Regions from separate parts of the Mus musculus genome. Here region 2 is linked to region 1. Evidence: chromatin loops called from intact Hi-C (ENCODE). Cell type or tissue: gastrocnemius. All regions are shown on one strand.

Region 1 (8,000 bases):
GGCACGTGGCAAATTCTGGTGGAAGGAGCAAGCAGATAGATGGTGATAGCAAGGGGCCATAGCTGCTGAGAAATGCAGAGAGCACCATCACGGAGCATGTTTAGTGAGGCGGAGAAAGCGGAAGCGGGTCTTCGTCTTCAAGGACTCGATCCCGGAGCAGTGCCAGGATCCATGCATGTCCCTTACTCTGCCCCCGTTGTGCCAGGTTCTCTCTATCAAGGTTGCCTTGTGGGGCCTCAGGCTAGTCACGTTCCAGAGTTGTAAGGACACTGAAGATGAAGTCTCTGACACAGGCCCAGGGGCGGGGGACGGGGGTTGGGGGGGAGTGGAGCTAAAGATCCCCCTATCATCCATCTGGGTTGTTTGTTGGGGCCTTCAGCTATTCTAGGAATCATGCTGACACACCAGAATGACAGAGGACATCCTGGGGGGCTTATGAGTCCCCCAGAGACCTATGGGAGCAGGGAGCAAGGGGAAGATGAGGCTGATTGGTAAGCTGTTTGTTTTGACCCATTGCCACCGCAGTGCCCAGTTACAGGCTATACAGCAGGAAAGGGTCCTTCACAAAACCCCTTCCCAAATGTCAGGCATCAATATCTAATCTTCTTAAGCTTAAAACATCCAGTGTGCCAGGTATGGTGTCTTCAGCCTATCAGTTGGCACCTTGAGCTGTCAGTTATCTGAGTTCCCAGGACAACACACCCCTCCCAAAGGGGCTGCACCCATAGTACCTGAGATGAGTGTGTCCTGGCACTGGATGGGGGCAGGGGAGTGGTTGGGGCATTCTCCGAGAGCTGAACTATACTTACATTGTTAATTTGTTGTAAAGCTTTTACAAATCAAGGCAAGGGGGCTGGAGAGATGGTGTGGCGATTAAGAACACTCTCTGCTGATCTTAGCAAAAGAGCCAGGTTGGATTCCCACCCAGGTTGGAGCCACCCACAAGGTGGCTCACAAGCTATCTTTAACTCCATTTCTAGGGAAATATGAAACACCCTCTGGCTTCCGTGATGCACAGAAATACGTGCAGGCAAGACACCCACATACATAAAATAAAAATAAATCTTTTTTTTAATATGATGCATGAGAAAAGAATTTAGCATGGTGCCTGGCACAGAATAGTTGCTTAATAATGCTGCTAACAGCCAACACAAGCCCTTACCAGCTTTCCCAAATCCCCAGTGGAGATGAGATGGGCTTTCTATCAGGCCTCAGTAGCCTGTCCTTTGGAGTGATTAAACCTACCTGTTCATTCTCAGAGATAGATTTGGAGAAAGTGAGGGCCAGAGAAATGACCCAGCCCCTCCTCTTTCCTTCTGGCACAGTCACCCAGGCTGCTCCCCAGTAGAAAAAGGTTGACCAGCCCAGACAACCAGCACAGCGGCCACCACTGCCCTCTCCTGGCAGAGGCAAAACCAACACATCTCTGGAGCCTCCAGGAAAGAGGCAGAAAGAAAGCAGCTAGGGATGTCTTTGGAAGTGCTAAATGCCAGCCTCAGACCTACATATACTTGGCTCCAATTTTAGACCTCAGTTCTGAGAGTCACTCAGGACCGATGCCCCTTTCCTTCCTGCGCTGTTTCCTCCCCAACACCATCCACTGAATGGCTGCCACAGCGCCCAGTGGCTGCGGTGGTATAACTCACATGAAACCCTTCCCCTGCTCATCTGCTTCCTCAGCATCAGGTCTAGAGTAACATCACCACCACCCCCCATGGACACCCCATTCCAAGAAACCACCCAACTGTCTGCAACTCCACTGCCCCTGTTCCCTGGATCCCTTTCTTTTGCTTTAGACAAAATAAGGGATCATGCTGATCTCTTTCTTGTGCTTTGGTTGGTATCCAGACAAAATAAGGGGCCGTGCTAGATCGGACCTGGTGCCCACTCCACATGAGAGAATTTACATCTGGTACCGAAAACTCAGTCAGAAGCCTGTGGCCAAAGAAGTCATAGACTCTAGTAGAGAAACCATTGCTGTTGGTTTGCTAAATGGACATGGTGTGCCCAAGAATGGCCATCTAAATAACTACATCTGTGCCCAGAGAATACTGCTCCTGTCCACTCTAGTCAGAGAAGCTTCTTTTTGCAATGATCAGCCATAGTTGTGAAGATTGATGCCTGGTCAAGAACAGAGAGAAGAAATGACCATCGGATACCCATGCATAAATGGGACGTCTGTATCATCCAGACCCCAGGGAACATCCTTCCGAAGCCCAGGGAACATCTTGGGGGGGGGGAAGAAGTAGAAGGAACGTAAGAGCCTGGGGAAGTTGGGGAATTGGGGTGAGGTGCTGACTTCCTGGCGTGACGTGGCTGCTGTGCTTATGAACTCACACCAGCTGTGACTGGCTACCTGCACAGAGACAGCATAGGATTAGGCCCCTCAAGATCCCGTCATAAACCTGGATGTGATGTCACATGCCCTCCATCTCAGCACTAGGGAGGCAGAGGCAATCTTTGTGTTGAGACCAGCCTGGTCTAGATAGCTAGTTCCAGGCCAACCGAGGCTACACAGTGAAACCCTGGCTCATAAAAGGGGAGGTGATCTGGAAGTGGAAGGGAAGCTACCTGAGAAGAAAAATATAATCAAAATCAATACATGTGTGAAAATGTGATGAAACCCATCGTTATGTATGATTAATGTGTGCTGATAAAAAAGCATTTTAAAGGAGAAACCACACTTGGGATTTCCCACAGAGAGCTAATGGGGGGTTGGCTAAGACACAAAAGAGAAAGGGGAACACCTGTCACTCTCTGGGGATTAGGAAGCCCAGAAAGTCACCCTAGAACTGAAGGAGGCAGGCTCGAGCAGGGAGAACCTGTGGTGCTTTCTGGACTTGAAGGCATGGGACTAGAGAAAGCACGGCTGAATATCAAAGGCTATATGACATTCTGACAAGGTATCCGACTCTGGATCTGCAGGGGAAAGGGCAAGGGTTACACAGCTGTCCTAGGAGGAATGTGGGTGATGTCTCCAGGTCCCTTGCCAGAGCCTCTGCTCAGAAATAAAAGATCACCCCTCCTCTGCTGGCTTGCTTCCATTTTTTTTTTAAGCTTTCAGGGTGTCTGCTAAGATATCTGAGTCTGATGGCTGTCACAGTAGCCACTTAATTTCTGCCCAAAGGAAAGCAAACAGAGCCAAGGTACAAACACCCCAACTCCCAGACTTTAGGGTCAGCACAGCTAAGACACAGAGAAGTCACTCAGTCTCTGTCTCTCTGTCTCTGTCTCTCTGTCTGTCTTTCACACACACACACACACACACACACACACAACACATACACACACGTGCACACACATCTGTGTCTCTCTCTTCCTCCCTCTTCCCCCTCCCCCTCTCCCTCCCCTCCCCCTTTTTCTCTCTGTCTCTCTCTGTTTCTCTCTCACACACATACACACACACACACACACACACACACGCACACACGCACACATCTGTGTCCCTTTGTCTCTCTCTCTGTGTCTCTCTCTGTCTCTGTCTTTCTCTCTCTTTCTCTCACACACACATACACAGCACACACACACACACACACACAACACAAACACACACAGCACAGAGCCAGTCCTACCCTCCTTTCACCTGCCTTCCTTTGTGGCTCTATCTACAATCTGCAGGCTCCGAGCGCCCCCTGCTGTCCATTGTCACATCTATACCAGCACACTGAACAGTGAGCCCTTACCTTAGGGACTGGGACAACACCCTACTTATGTGAGCCACAGAAGAGGCTTAGCACCATTTGGGGTTCCCTTCTCCCCTCCACTGCCTCCAGTACAGAGGTGGATTGCCTGGCAGAGATCTGTGCTGAGAGCCACAGGTGCCCTGACTCTGGGCCCCCTGTAGGGTCATAGGAGAATTGTCCCAAGTTCTGAGGTTGAACCCTAAGAGAGAAATAAAGGGGCCAGGTTCAGGGCTCCTTAATGGAGTCTATTACAGATCTCTGTCCCTGGTTGGAGGTTGAGAAACCCCCTTTCTTCTTCACATCTGGCATTTCTTGCCCAAGCTGTGGACTCCCGAAGGCTCCTGTGCCGTCTACAAGGCTGTCACAAACCCATGTGGCACCAGCCTGATAGTCCTTCCATGAAACATATTAAGGTATTCCACTTGTGTCCAGAGCCAAGAAGGGAGAGAAGGCACATGGGCTGACAGGGAGGTTGAGAGAACCACATGGCACAGTACACACACATCACACATTTGCACTAGTGAATATAGACATGCATTGCACACATGTATACACACGCATACACAAACATATGCATTTGGGCTTTATGGGTCATATAAGTGTATACATCTTAATGGAGGCATCCTACAGACACCGGCCACCAGCATAGCAACCATCTCTGCAAATGTGTGCACATACCCTGGTCACTGCTCACATGCACACATCCCAAAAGTGCTGAAATGATTCCACAGTGAGACGGAACTAAATTTGAAGCCTGATTTTGCCCTTGCCCTTGCCCTTGGGCTTGTACAACTTTCAGAGTCTCAGTTTCCCCATCTTTGAAAATGGGTACTAAGGTTACCTGCATCCAGGGCTATAGGGACTGAAGAGGATAATGTGTGTGGTTGGCCAGGTACAGCACAAATGTTCTGTGACTGACAGAACACATCCCAGGCCTGTTTGTGACAGGATTGGAAAGGGACAAGAATGGTCCCTATCTATGATTTGAAACACTGTGGCCTCAACCTAGGTATACACGTGACCAGGAGCACGCACACACTGGGGGCACTTGTGTGTTTCCACTGTTTATTGAGGCTGCTTAGCTACCGCTGTGCTTAGAGCCCATGAAGCCCAACCCTCTGGTGCCTGTTGGGACAGGACCTGGCTGGATTCTAGCATTCCTGCTGCCTCCACTTCCTCTTGGTCACAGACAAGGAGTGCAAACTAGACAGCTTAGGGATCATTTAATCCCTAGGCCACAAAAGGCTTTACTTTGATACATTGTGGCCTTGGCGTGAGACTTGGGGAGCCTAGGATACATTGTGGCCTTGGTGTGAGACTTGGGGAGCATAGGGTTCTCCTGAGGACTCTACGGCCTGCTCACCCCCTCCCTGTTTGCACAAGCTGCATATGCTAAGACCATAGCTCTGTTGAAGCAAAGCTCTGGGGTCCAAGCACATATCCTCCCAATACCCTATGGCCTATGGCAGAGGAAAGGAGTTCTTTGTCCTGTGTCAAGAGGAAAAGGACCATGGTTCATGTGCTGACACAGAGCCACAGAGCCATCAAGCCAGTCACAAGGTCTATGGGGCTTCAAGGCCACCCCCTGGAGGCTTTATATCAGTCACAACACTCCCAACACACCAGGTCCCAAATGACTTGTCGGAGACCCTCCCCTAATGCTCTGACAGGCATGATGGCATGCCCAGCACCTCTTCATCTGTCCTCTGAAGTAAACGGACCACAAGATAGCCAGTACTACCCTCATTGGTCCATCTCCCTCTATAAATGAGCAAGGCCACCTCACCTTAACTGGGCAACCTCACCTTAACTCTAGGGCACAGCCCTCCTTCGAGGGGTGACATCCCAGAACCATGAGTGTACCCTGCCTGCTCATCTTAAGAGAGAATCTGAAGGCCAGGCAGAGAAAGGGCCTAAGCCACACAGCTTAGAAGCAGTAGAAGCAGGCTGACCAAACCCCATTAGCAGACAAAGGTAGACCTCTCCCTCTGAGCTTTGTTAAGTACACTGCCCAGCTGGTGAAATGGGAGAAAAATGGGGAGAGGGGCCATGTACCCTAAATTCATGGAACTCCCTCTCCTGGAAGGAGCAGCTCTCCAGGGCCAACCTGAGAAATAACAGAGTCCCTTCTGGAACTTCCCAGCAGGTTGGTGGATCAGGGGGAAGCATTATCGCAGCCAGCCATGGATCTGGGTAATGACATTACACCTGCCTACCATGGGAGACAGAAATAGGGAACAGTACTGGCACAGGATCTAGTTCAGGCCCCTACCTGGAGGAACTCCAGCCTCAGTTTACCCAGCTGTCAAATGAAGATAACATTTGTGCTCCCCTCTGGCCACCACACTATGCTACCTAAGATTGCTCTTTAGTTTGAGTCTCTACCTCCAAAGGCCTGGTGGGTGCCTGCCCATAGCCACTCTGGCTCAGCCCTGCAGGCCAAGAGCAGAGAAAAGCAGGGGCCTGGGTAAGCATTCCTCAGGCCCCTCTAGCCTGCTCCCAGCTTCCTTTTAGAGCCTCCAGATAGGAAAGGCCAGACCAGCTTACCAGCACAGACCAAGGTTTCTGTTTCAATACAGTCCAGTTCTCTACCCCCAGCCTGAAAACCACAGCCCACGGAAGGAAGGAGGATTAAGACACTACGAAAGGACCCTTTGTAAGGAGCTGAGCATGGACGGAAGCACAGACAAGCCTTTTTTCTCCTGATTAGCACAACCGCAGCCAGGATCGTGACCCTCTTAACAGGAAGAAACTGAGGCCGGAAATATGGGAGGCTTCAAAAGCAGTAAGGGCATGACTCATGCCTCCAGGATTCCTTCCCATAGAGAAGCCACCAACTAAAACAGTGAGCCAGAGACCCTGACAGAGTCGGGGTGCTAAGCCTCAGGTACCCCTGTGGGGGCATGGCAGAGGGCAGGTCCCGGGGCGGAGCTTGCAACCTCTGTTCCTGTAGACACCTGGTATCCACCTGCGGTGGTCCGCGTGCCTGGGCAGGGAGGCTGCTCAGGGCGGCCCAGACTGGGCAAGATGGGACGGGACAGGACGGGACTGGACGCGACGCGGGCGGTGCCGCCACATCTGAGCACAGCATTCCAGGGCACCGCGCCCGGGACAAGGAAGGAGCTTCCCAAAGCTGAAATGGAACCTCCCCTTGCAGGCTGCTATGGACCTGAGAGTCTCAGCACAAGAAGGAGGATGCTACCTGTACCCCAGTCCCAGAGAGCCTCCCCTGGTCCCACCACCCTCATCAATCACTCATTAGACAGTTCCTGCTGGTCGGGAGGTGGGAAGGATGAATACAGGAGCTTACAAAGGCATTCCTTGACCTCTACCCTCTTACCTGCCAAGGTTCTTAGTCTCCACCCTCACTGCCCCCTACTCACCCACCACACTAGCCACGATGTCTCCACTACCCTACTATGGCTCAGGGAAACCTTTTGCCCAGGAGGCGGCCAGTACTGATCCCTGACCCTCATCCACTTCAAACTCACTAGTGAGGCTCCTCCTTCCCCCACCCTCACACACAACCCTGACAGGTCTTCCCCATAGGTCCTTTGGGTCCTGGCCCTAGACCCTCCAACACCTCTCAGATAAGCAGATCCAAACTCTGTGTGAACAAAGAGAACTTTATAAGCGATCAGCCAGCACCTCAGCCCTGGGCCTTCCCAGTTTCCCATTCACACACACAGAGGTCTACATATTCTCCCATGCATGTGTGCATGGATACACACATACACACACACACACACACACACACCCTTGATATCCCCCAATCCTGTGGCCTTGGTTCTCATGGGTTTCTTACCCCCATCCCCCATCCCTCTACCCCACCCACCCTTCCACCCCCACCTCCCACCCAACCCCCGACATCTGGCAACTGTATTTCAAAATGCTGAGCAATCTAGGCCAGCAAGATGGAGCCTCAAGTCCTAAAGCCCATGGTGGGAGGAAAAAACAACTCCCAAAATGTATCTCCTGAGCTACATACACACACACACTAACAATAACAACAATGATAAATATAATAGAAATCTTTTAATTTAAAAAAGGGAGAGGCTGGGCTGGAGAGATGGCTCAGTGGTTAAGAGCACTGAGTGCTCTTCCGAAGGTCCTGAGTTCAAGTCCCAGCAACCACATGGTGGCTCACAACCATTCGTAATGGGATCTGATGCCCTCTTCTGGTGTGTCTGAAGACAGCTACAGTGTACTTAGATATAATAATAAATAAATAAATCTCTTTTTTTAAGTGGGGAGGAGCTGGAGAGGTACCTCAATGGTTAAAAACATTTGTTGCTCTTACAGAAGACCCATGCCTGG
Region 2 (8,000 bases), 160 kb before region 1:
CTGTTTCCTCCATATTTAAAGAGCAAGTGCTCTTAAACTCGGATGTATCCACCTCTCCAGTCTCGTGCCCTCCATTTCTAAAGGGCGATTGCTCTTCACCTCTGAGCCATCTCTCCAGCTCTTCTTCTTCCATCTTTAAAGGGCAAGTTTTCTTAATCTCTGAGCTATCTCTCCAGCCCTATTTCCTCCAAAGGGCAAGTGCTGTTGAGCTCTGAGCCACATATCGCCAGCCCTACTTCATCAATCTTTTAAAGGGCAGGTGATCTTAAACTCAGAGCTGTCTCTCCAACCTACTTCCTCCATCTTTAAAGTGTAAGTGTCTTTACCACTGACCCCTCTCTGCAGCCATATTTCCTCTAACCTTAAATGGAAAGTGCTCCTAACCTCGGAAACATCTCTCCACCCTATGTCCTCCATCTTTAAAGGGCAATTTAGGCATTAATGATCATGATTGACAGGTATCAGCATTTAGTCTAGGCTCTGTCCCACAGTTACTTGGCAACAGCCAGTTGTGCCTGACTCGCTATAAAAGGGGCTATTTGCCCCCTCCTCTCTCACTTGCTTTATTTTTCTTGATCTGTCCCCCTCTCTCCCCACTCTCACCCACCCCCACTGTTTCTTTCGTGAAGAGTTTCTGTTGAGAAATTCATTGACCATCTCCAGGTGAAGATCCCCCCCCCCCCCGAATAGGAAGTCACTTCTCTTTCAAAGAAGTAAATTGTATTTTAGGGTGACAAGAGCCTTAAATGCCAGAGATTTATAAACTGAAGTAGCCTTTTTTAAGGCACGGGGACATCTACAGAGTAAGCCAGAATCTTGACCATGAGACTGGCTGAGGCTGGGAGAGGGAGTGGATGCTTCATGTGACCCTGGGTTGGCAGTCAAAACCACACACAGAACACACAACTGCTTTAAGAGCTGTGCATTGGGCCTCCACCACCATACACTCAAGCCAGGAGATCTCAGACACCTGACACTGAAAGTTGATCTCCCCAGCACTCAGCAGTATGGATGCTGACACGTGACCAAAGGCTGGGGGAGCACCAGTGAGAAGGAGCCCCAGAATGATGGCCTAGTGAGGTCATTATCAAGTTGAGAAGCAGTCACTGGGGCTGTTGCCCTCACAGCTGCCTTCTCCACAGCACAGCCCTGCTCCACTCAAGATTCAATACAGGCTGAAAGTCCTGCAGAAGAAGCCAGCAGTGGCATACATTTTTCTCAACCGACTTTAACAAGGGCTCAACCTTCCCTCTAGCCCACCACCCACCAGAGGTAGTGGGAAAGAAAGGGTATTGGGATATGGGGGATGTGGACCTGTTTAAAAATAGATTTCTGGAGTGATTCCAATCATCTTTGTCCTCCGTTCAGTACACTAGCAAACACCACACACAAATCAACAGCTGCAGTCCAGTCCACTCAGCAGACACCACACATGAATCAGCAAGAACAGTTCAATCCAGAAGAAAATTAGAGGCTTGCCAACCAGTCTGAGTCCACGGAAGCAGCAAGAAGCCACAGGAACATCAGGAGCAGTGCTTTGGCAAGTTTCTATGAAGTCACCACAAGCTAGGCTCAGCAATGCAATGTAAGGTGAATCAATACCTGTATGTTGTAGGGAAGAACAGTGAGGTAGAGCAAGGCAAACCAATGCTCTAGCTCCCACTGTCTGTGGGTCATATTTATATTCTATCTAAACATCAAGCATCCTTTCACGTGTTTGCTGTAGCAAAACATCCTTTCACCTGTGTCTGCTTCAGTGAAACATTGTTTCACATGTCTGCCCTGTGTCTGTGAAACATTGTTTCCGGTGTCTGCTTTAACAAAACATCCTTTCACCTGTGTGGCCCAGCAACACATCATTTGACATAAATAAATGGCTTTCAAAAGAAAGCAGTTTTCACTTCAGGGCCCCACCCAACAAAGCCCTGGGAGTTGTGAACAGGCAGTGAGGCAGCATGAACATAACTAGTGTGGAGAGAAGGAAGGGGTTTGAGTGGCACGTCCAGTTGAAACTTTGCCTCTGATTTCTGGAATAGGGTCATGCTTCTAAGAATGGCTACAAGAGTACAGACTTCACAAAGCCCCAGTCGGCAGTTCTAACACCCAGGGTCGGTCTTCCAGATGATTCTGTGGTGAACCCAAAGTCAGCTTGTGATTCTGCACTACCTTCTGAACTCTCAGGCCTGGGATTGGCCAACCTCCTGGTGGCTGGAACAGAACACCTCATAGAATTATGGGAAGAGATGTTCCACTCAGGGCTCAGGGAATACCGTGCATCATGGTGGGGAAAGGCCTAGTGGCTGAGTGGCTTGATCTGTGGCTGCTGAAGCCAGCAGTAAGTCAAATGTGTTGGGAAGCAGAAAGAATGGACTAGATCCAGGGTGGGACTGTAACCATCAAGGCCCTCCCCCATTTTATTTCAGTTAGCCCCACCTCCCAAAGCTCCAAGTACCACCAGCTTTGAACCAAGAGCTCAAAAACATAAGCCGGTAGTAGGGGACGGTTCACCTTCAACCTATAACAGGAGGCATTCATAGAGACTTGTGTCCAGAGCAGTAACCAACTAGACCCCCACTGCTTGTGTTAGCATTTTATCTAGGCTCTGCCTCACAGTTACCTGGCAACAGTCAGGTATGCCTGACTCCAGTTATGCCCCCTCCTCTCTTGCGTTTTTGTTCTAGCTCTGACCTCTCCCTCCTGCTCCCCATCTCTCCTCATTCTCCTCCCCCTTCTCTCTCCACATGTTCATGACCAGCCTCTCCCTCCTCCTCCTCCTCTTCCTCTTCCTCTTCTCTCTCTCTCTCTCTCTCTCTCTCTGTGTTTCTCTGTCTTACTACCCTCTCAACTGCCCTCCCCATCCCCTGAATAAACTGTATTCTATTCTATACTATACTATACTATACTAGTGGCTGGTCCCTCAGGGAGAAGGGATGCCTCAGCATGGGCCGTTGGAAGCACCCCCTTCCTCCACACCTGACTGCACAAACACCAAAACAAATTCCTTCTCTCTATCTTTTTATAAAACACAACAGCTCAGACTTCAAGAGAGGAAGAGTGAACCATCTCAGTTCCCACAGTTTACTGAAAACACTGGCTGGCCCAGCAGCACCCGGGTGGGGGGGGGGGGTTCATGTGCACCTGCGATCTTAAAACCCACCACGTGAAGGCCCAAGGAAAGCAGGGGGGGGGGGTCATAGGAGATACCTAAGTGGAGGCCCTTAAGGGACAGAGAGAAGGCCAAGGTCTGCCCACAAAGATGTGAAAAACAACTGATGGAGTGAAAATAGTGCCCTTGCTTTGGGCAATTCCTGAGGCATGAACAGAGGGGCATTAGGGACAGGAGAGAGCTGTTTCAGGTGGCAAAAACCCTTCCATGGACCTTTCCCTGCCTCCAGGAGCTCCCTAGCTACACGGCACCTCCACTCAACAGACGCAACCCCCACCCACACTCACACCCACACTGCAACCCCTTCCTTGCCCACCTTCATCCCTGTCCCATGCTTGTATCCTTGGAGAGAGGAGGGCAGGGAAGCTGTGTGAGTCACCAGTGACCTTTGGCAAGGCTGAATGGGATTCCCTCAATGTTTCCACTAGAGGGCTCCCTCATCTGGAGCCAGATCCCCTGAGCCAGTTCCCAAGGACACCATGGGGGAGGGGGGGCAGGGAGCCCTTTTCCTACAAGAAGCCCTCCCAGGTTGAGGAACATGGGAAGCAGCTTCTTCCAGCAATTCCCTATGTCATTTTTCTCCCCCAGTGGCATCCCTGCATGTTCTGACCTCCAGGGAATCAGCCTGGGGAATAAGAAGCCAGAAGCCATGCTGAACACACTTAACTCCAAACAGCTCAGGCTTCCCTCCTCCAGCCTATAACAGTCTTAGCTGCCCCCAATGCTTTTATAAGCTGTACTTCTACAGGACCCACGGGATACTCCAGGCTGGCCCCCAGCCTCTATAACTGGTCTCCTAGGCTCCTCCCCATCTAGTTGCCAGGTTTCCTTTAGATGTGGTAGAAAGCTAAGTGGATTGCTCTGTTCATCCTCTGCCTCAGGATGTCTATGTCGCCTTCCTTCTTCCTTCCTCTGTCTCCTCAGCCCACCAAAGGAACCCTTTGCAACATGTAGGATGCCTTCATCACTATGACGTAAGTGGTGGCGACAGAGCAGTATGTTTATTGCATCCGTGGAAATGGTCTGGCCCCCAGCTCCCACTCTGATCCCCAGTTAGTGCCCTGGTTCCCAGCTCCTGCTCTGGTCCCCCAGCTCCTGCACTGGTCCCCAGCTTGCACCCTGAGAGCTCTCGCCCTGGTCCCTAGTTTGTGCCCTGGTCCCCAGTTCCTGCTCTGGTCCCCAGCTCCTGCCCTGGCCTCCAGCTCCCCCTGTGATCCCCAGCTGCCATTGGGTCCCCAGCTCATGCCCTGATCCCCAACTCGTGCCTTGGTCTCAGTTCCTGTCATAGTTCCTATTCTGATCCCCATCTCGAGCCCTGGTCCCCAGTTCCCTCCCTGCCTTTCACATTGGCATCACCTTTGCCACATTACGTTCTGGTCACCTTCTACCTTCACATCTTCTGTCATGTCATGAATTTATCACCATGTCTGAATTTATCTTCTCTGGCCAATCTATGGTAGCTAAGTTCACTTCCAACTTCCTTCTTTAAAAACAATGTTACTGAGAATGACCTTCTCCTTGTAAGAGCGCTACAGTGGGATTGCTGGATGTATCGATTTGCTGGATGTGCCAATCCATATTATGTGGTAACGTTACTACAACAAAGTGCCTGAGGCTAGTTAGGGATAAACAAAAAGGTTTCAGCTCTCGTTATTTTGGAGACAGAAAGTCCAAACAGTATGGTAAACTCTGACTGGGCCCTTAAGGCTGCCTCACCGTGGGGGTATATCTTCGTGGGAGGAGCATACAATGGAGTTTGCTGATCCATCTAGGCTGGCTGGCCAGTGAGCTCTCAGAATGGCTATCACCTCCCAAAGACAGAAGTCACAGCTCTTTATATGGATGCTGGCAATTCCAAACTCAGGTCCTCATGTTTGCACAGCAAAAACTCTTCACTCACTGAGCTATCTCCCCAGGCCCTGATTTCTTTTCTTGTCTACAGATTCCAGTATGTTCCCGCACGCCCTTAAAAATGGGTGCTGTGGTTTGGTGTGAAATGACCCCTACGGACTGGTATTTACAAGGTTCAGGCCCTAGCTGGCAACACCGTAGTGGGCCTCAGATCTAGCTGGCCAGTGTAGGACAGTCAGGGTGGAGCTTATGGATATAACCTTGTCTGTTTCCATCCTGATCTCTGTTCTACCTGGACTGCTGCGATGGAGCAAGCAGAGTCCCAAGCTCCTGTTGTCATGGATACGAGCAGCTCCAGGACCACACCTTCCCCCATGGTGGACTGTGTCCTCTGGACAGTGATCAAAACAAATCTCTCCCTGTTGGGTTTTCCGGTGATGTATTATGGCATTGACAAGAAAAGCATCAGATTACCAATGAGCGTCTCGTCATTGGCATGGGCCCAGTTCATCCTCTTGATGCGATGTCATGCGAGCTCCACCACATAACCACTCAACTACAGCATTCTTGTGCTTTTCTGAAACGCTCTTCCATCCTTCCAAGCCTCAGGCTGCTGTGCCTCCTCCTCTGAGCTGCTGAGGCAGGTGCAGCTACCACACTGGCCTTGAAGGTCTGCTTGGCCAGTAACCATTTAACTGGGGCATATCTGAATACCGACCCCGCTGACCAGCTGGCTCCTAGAAGACAAACGGCTTGCAGTAAATTCCTCTTTGACCTGTAAGGGGTGTAGAAATTTGGCAATATGCAGGTGTCAGATGTGTGGCAGGGCCTACTGGCCTCCCTGTACTGTGGGTTTACAAGCAGAAGGTAAAACTGGAGAGGCCAACGTTGAAAGAAGAGGGGTCATAAAGATCTGAACCAGCCTTCTGGGGGTACGAGTGTGGGGGAGGATGCATCTCTGTACTTCACATACACAGGCTGGCTAGTTCATTATAGAGCCCAGGCAGCCACCACACCATTTTACAGCTGAAGAAAGAACCCTTAGAGACCTTTTACATCACATCCAATTCAGACCTCTGCATTTCATGACTTCCAGGCTCTCTGACTTCCCAGCAACAGCTTCCCCCAAAGAAATATTCTACAAGCAGCCAGGCACCAGACAGGTAGGCCCTGGATCAGGCAAGACCTTGGTCCCACAGGCCCACGTCGAACAACGTGTGTTAAGGAAACTGATGTGTACGGAGACCTTCTGACTAATGTTTGCCATGAGTGTGTTTCTCAAAATTCAATTAAGCAAGGACAGAAAATAAAAGCAAAGGCCGGTGGACATAGAGACACAGAGATAAGAAATGGCTAAGCCAGAGCACACTAAGTAAGAAACCAGGCATTCAGGCAGATTACAGCTAGAAAAACACAAGATAGCCAGGTGGGAGCCACTAGCCCAGAACAACAGGCAGGACTCAGAGGCCTTAAGCAGGGCCAACAGGTGGGCCAGGCAGGTGGGCCAAGCAGGTGGGATAGGCAGCTGGGATAGGCAGCTGGGGCAGGCAGCTGGGACAGGTCAGTTGCTGAGGACCCAGGCATCCAGCAGCAGGGACAGGCAGCTGGGATAGGCAGCTGGAACAGGCAGCTGAGACAAGTCACTCCCTGGGGACCCAGGCATCCAGCAACAGCCCAGGGCAGGCACAGAACACAGGCCTTATGACTGAATGGTAGTCTCAGAGCGTTTATAAGGCCTTGGTCAAGGCCATAACCAATCACAGCTGGAACCTGATGGGCAGAGCCAGCCTTGGTGAAGGAGAGAGATCTACAGCCCTCAATAGTTTCCTGTCTGTGTCTGTTTTCAGGGCTCCCTGGTTCCAGTGTCTTTGTTCTTTGGCACTTACACATGTGAACTCTAATTTGGGCTTTTTGAGGTAGCGATGGTCGCCTCATAAAGCCAGGGCTGTTTCTGCTGACCCAAGGTGTGGTACTTTGGCATCTTACTGGCCCATGACACCTTCCGTTTGCATGGCCTTGCTGGCTGCCTGCAACCAAGACCCAGTCATGCTGTAGGCATGGAGTTGGAATGGGGTGGCTTAGGCTGGGACCATTTACTCCTGTGACAGCAAAGTATGTGCTGGCTGTCATTCCAGCTTTACACATAAGGGACCAGAGCAGCCTGGACCCTGCGTGGCGGAGCTTGTGAGAAATCTTTGGTTGCAAATGATCCCTTGAATAGTCTACGCCACAAAGCTAGACAGGAATGAGCATCACCATGGCTCCTCAAGCTGAGGAGGTGTGTGTGTCTACACAGAGTCCCTCAGAGAAAGAACCCTCCTGATTCCAGCCCCAGGACTGGGACAGATGAGCTAGCCAGAGAACAATGGTGTTGTTACACAGCATCGAGGAAGAACTTCTGGAAAGACTCACCACCTTATACCCCTCCACACTTCAAGCAACCAGTGCCATGTGGATCCAGCCATTCTTGAGGCTCCCATACTGAGCAGGGGGGAGAAAGAGCTGGTGTTTTCTTGAGTTTCTGGCAGCAGTAAATCTGTAAAGGCTTAGAATGAAGAAGCAGTCAGTCAGTCTCTCCCTCCCTCCAGCAACTGCAGAAGTCCCACCTGCCCCAAGCCTCAAGGTCAAACCCATGGTGGGTCTTTCACACCAGAAGCCCCTATCCCACCACCCATGCCTTGGCCTCAAAACTGTGGGAACCCGAGTGTGGGGCCCAGAAGAGACCTTTCCTCTGTACCTCTGGCAGGCAAGCGTGGTCCAGCTTCCTGACAAGTCTCTAAAGCAGAGCACCTCCTCTTCATTACAGTGCTCCCTGTGGGGTGTGCCTGGCCCACACCCCACACACCCCAAGGAGGGAAGGGCAAAAGGTGAGGTGCTGGTGGGATGTGTGGAGGGCTATTTTTAGCTCATGCTTAAGCTTACTCAGGAAATGGTTCCATTAAAGCCGTCATCCTCAGAGGCCATCCAGAGACGTGTGCCTGGG

Evidence for each region. Peaks named below come from ENCODE experiments on the same cell type or tissue, not always from the same donor. Only the 100,000 strongest peaks of a DNase experiment are listed, where the experiment ranks them.
Region 2: it touches region 1 in a loop (6-fold over the local background); 23 of 42 quality-filtered maps call a loop at or near these places.

The regions. Positions count from the first base shown.
Region 1 is chr15:101,335,369-101,343,368 of GRCm38, reverse strand. No RefSeq gene overlaps it. Among named protein-coding and RNA genes, the nearest start is that of Gm35853, 19 kb to the left of the region's middle. In gastrocnemius, CTCF peaks have their summits at 1,402 (motif pointing left) and 3,664 (motif pointing left); DNase peaks (open chromatin) are centred at 1,390 and 3,630; H3K4me3 peaks cover 499 bases; H3K27ac peaks cover 3,292 bases.
Region 2 is chr15:101,492,986-101,500,985 of GRCm38, reverse strand. No RefSeq gene overlaps it. Among named protein-coding and RNA genes, the nearest start is that of Krt83, 5.5 kb to the right of the region's middle. In gastrocnemius, a CTCF peak has its summit at 3,588 (motif pointing right); no DNase peak of the experiment used is centred here.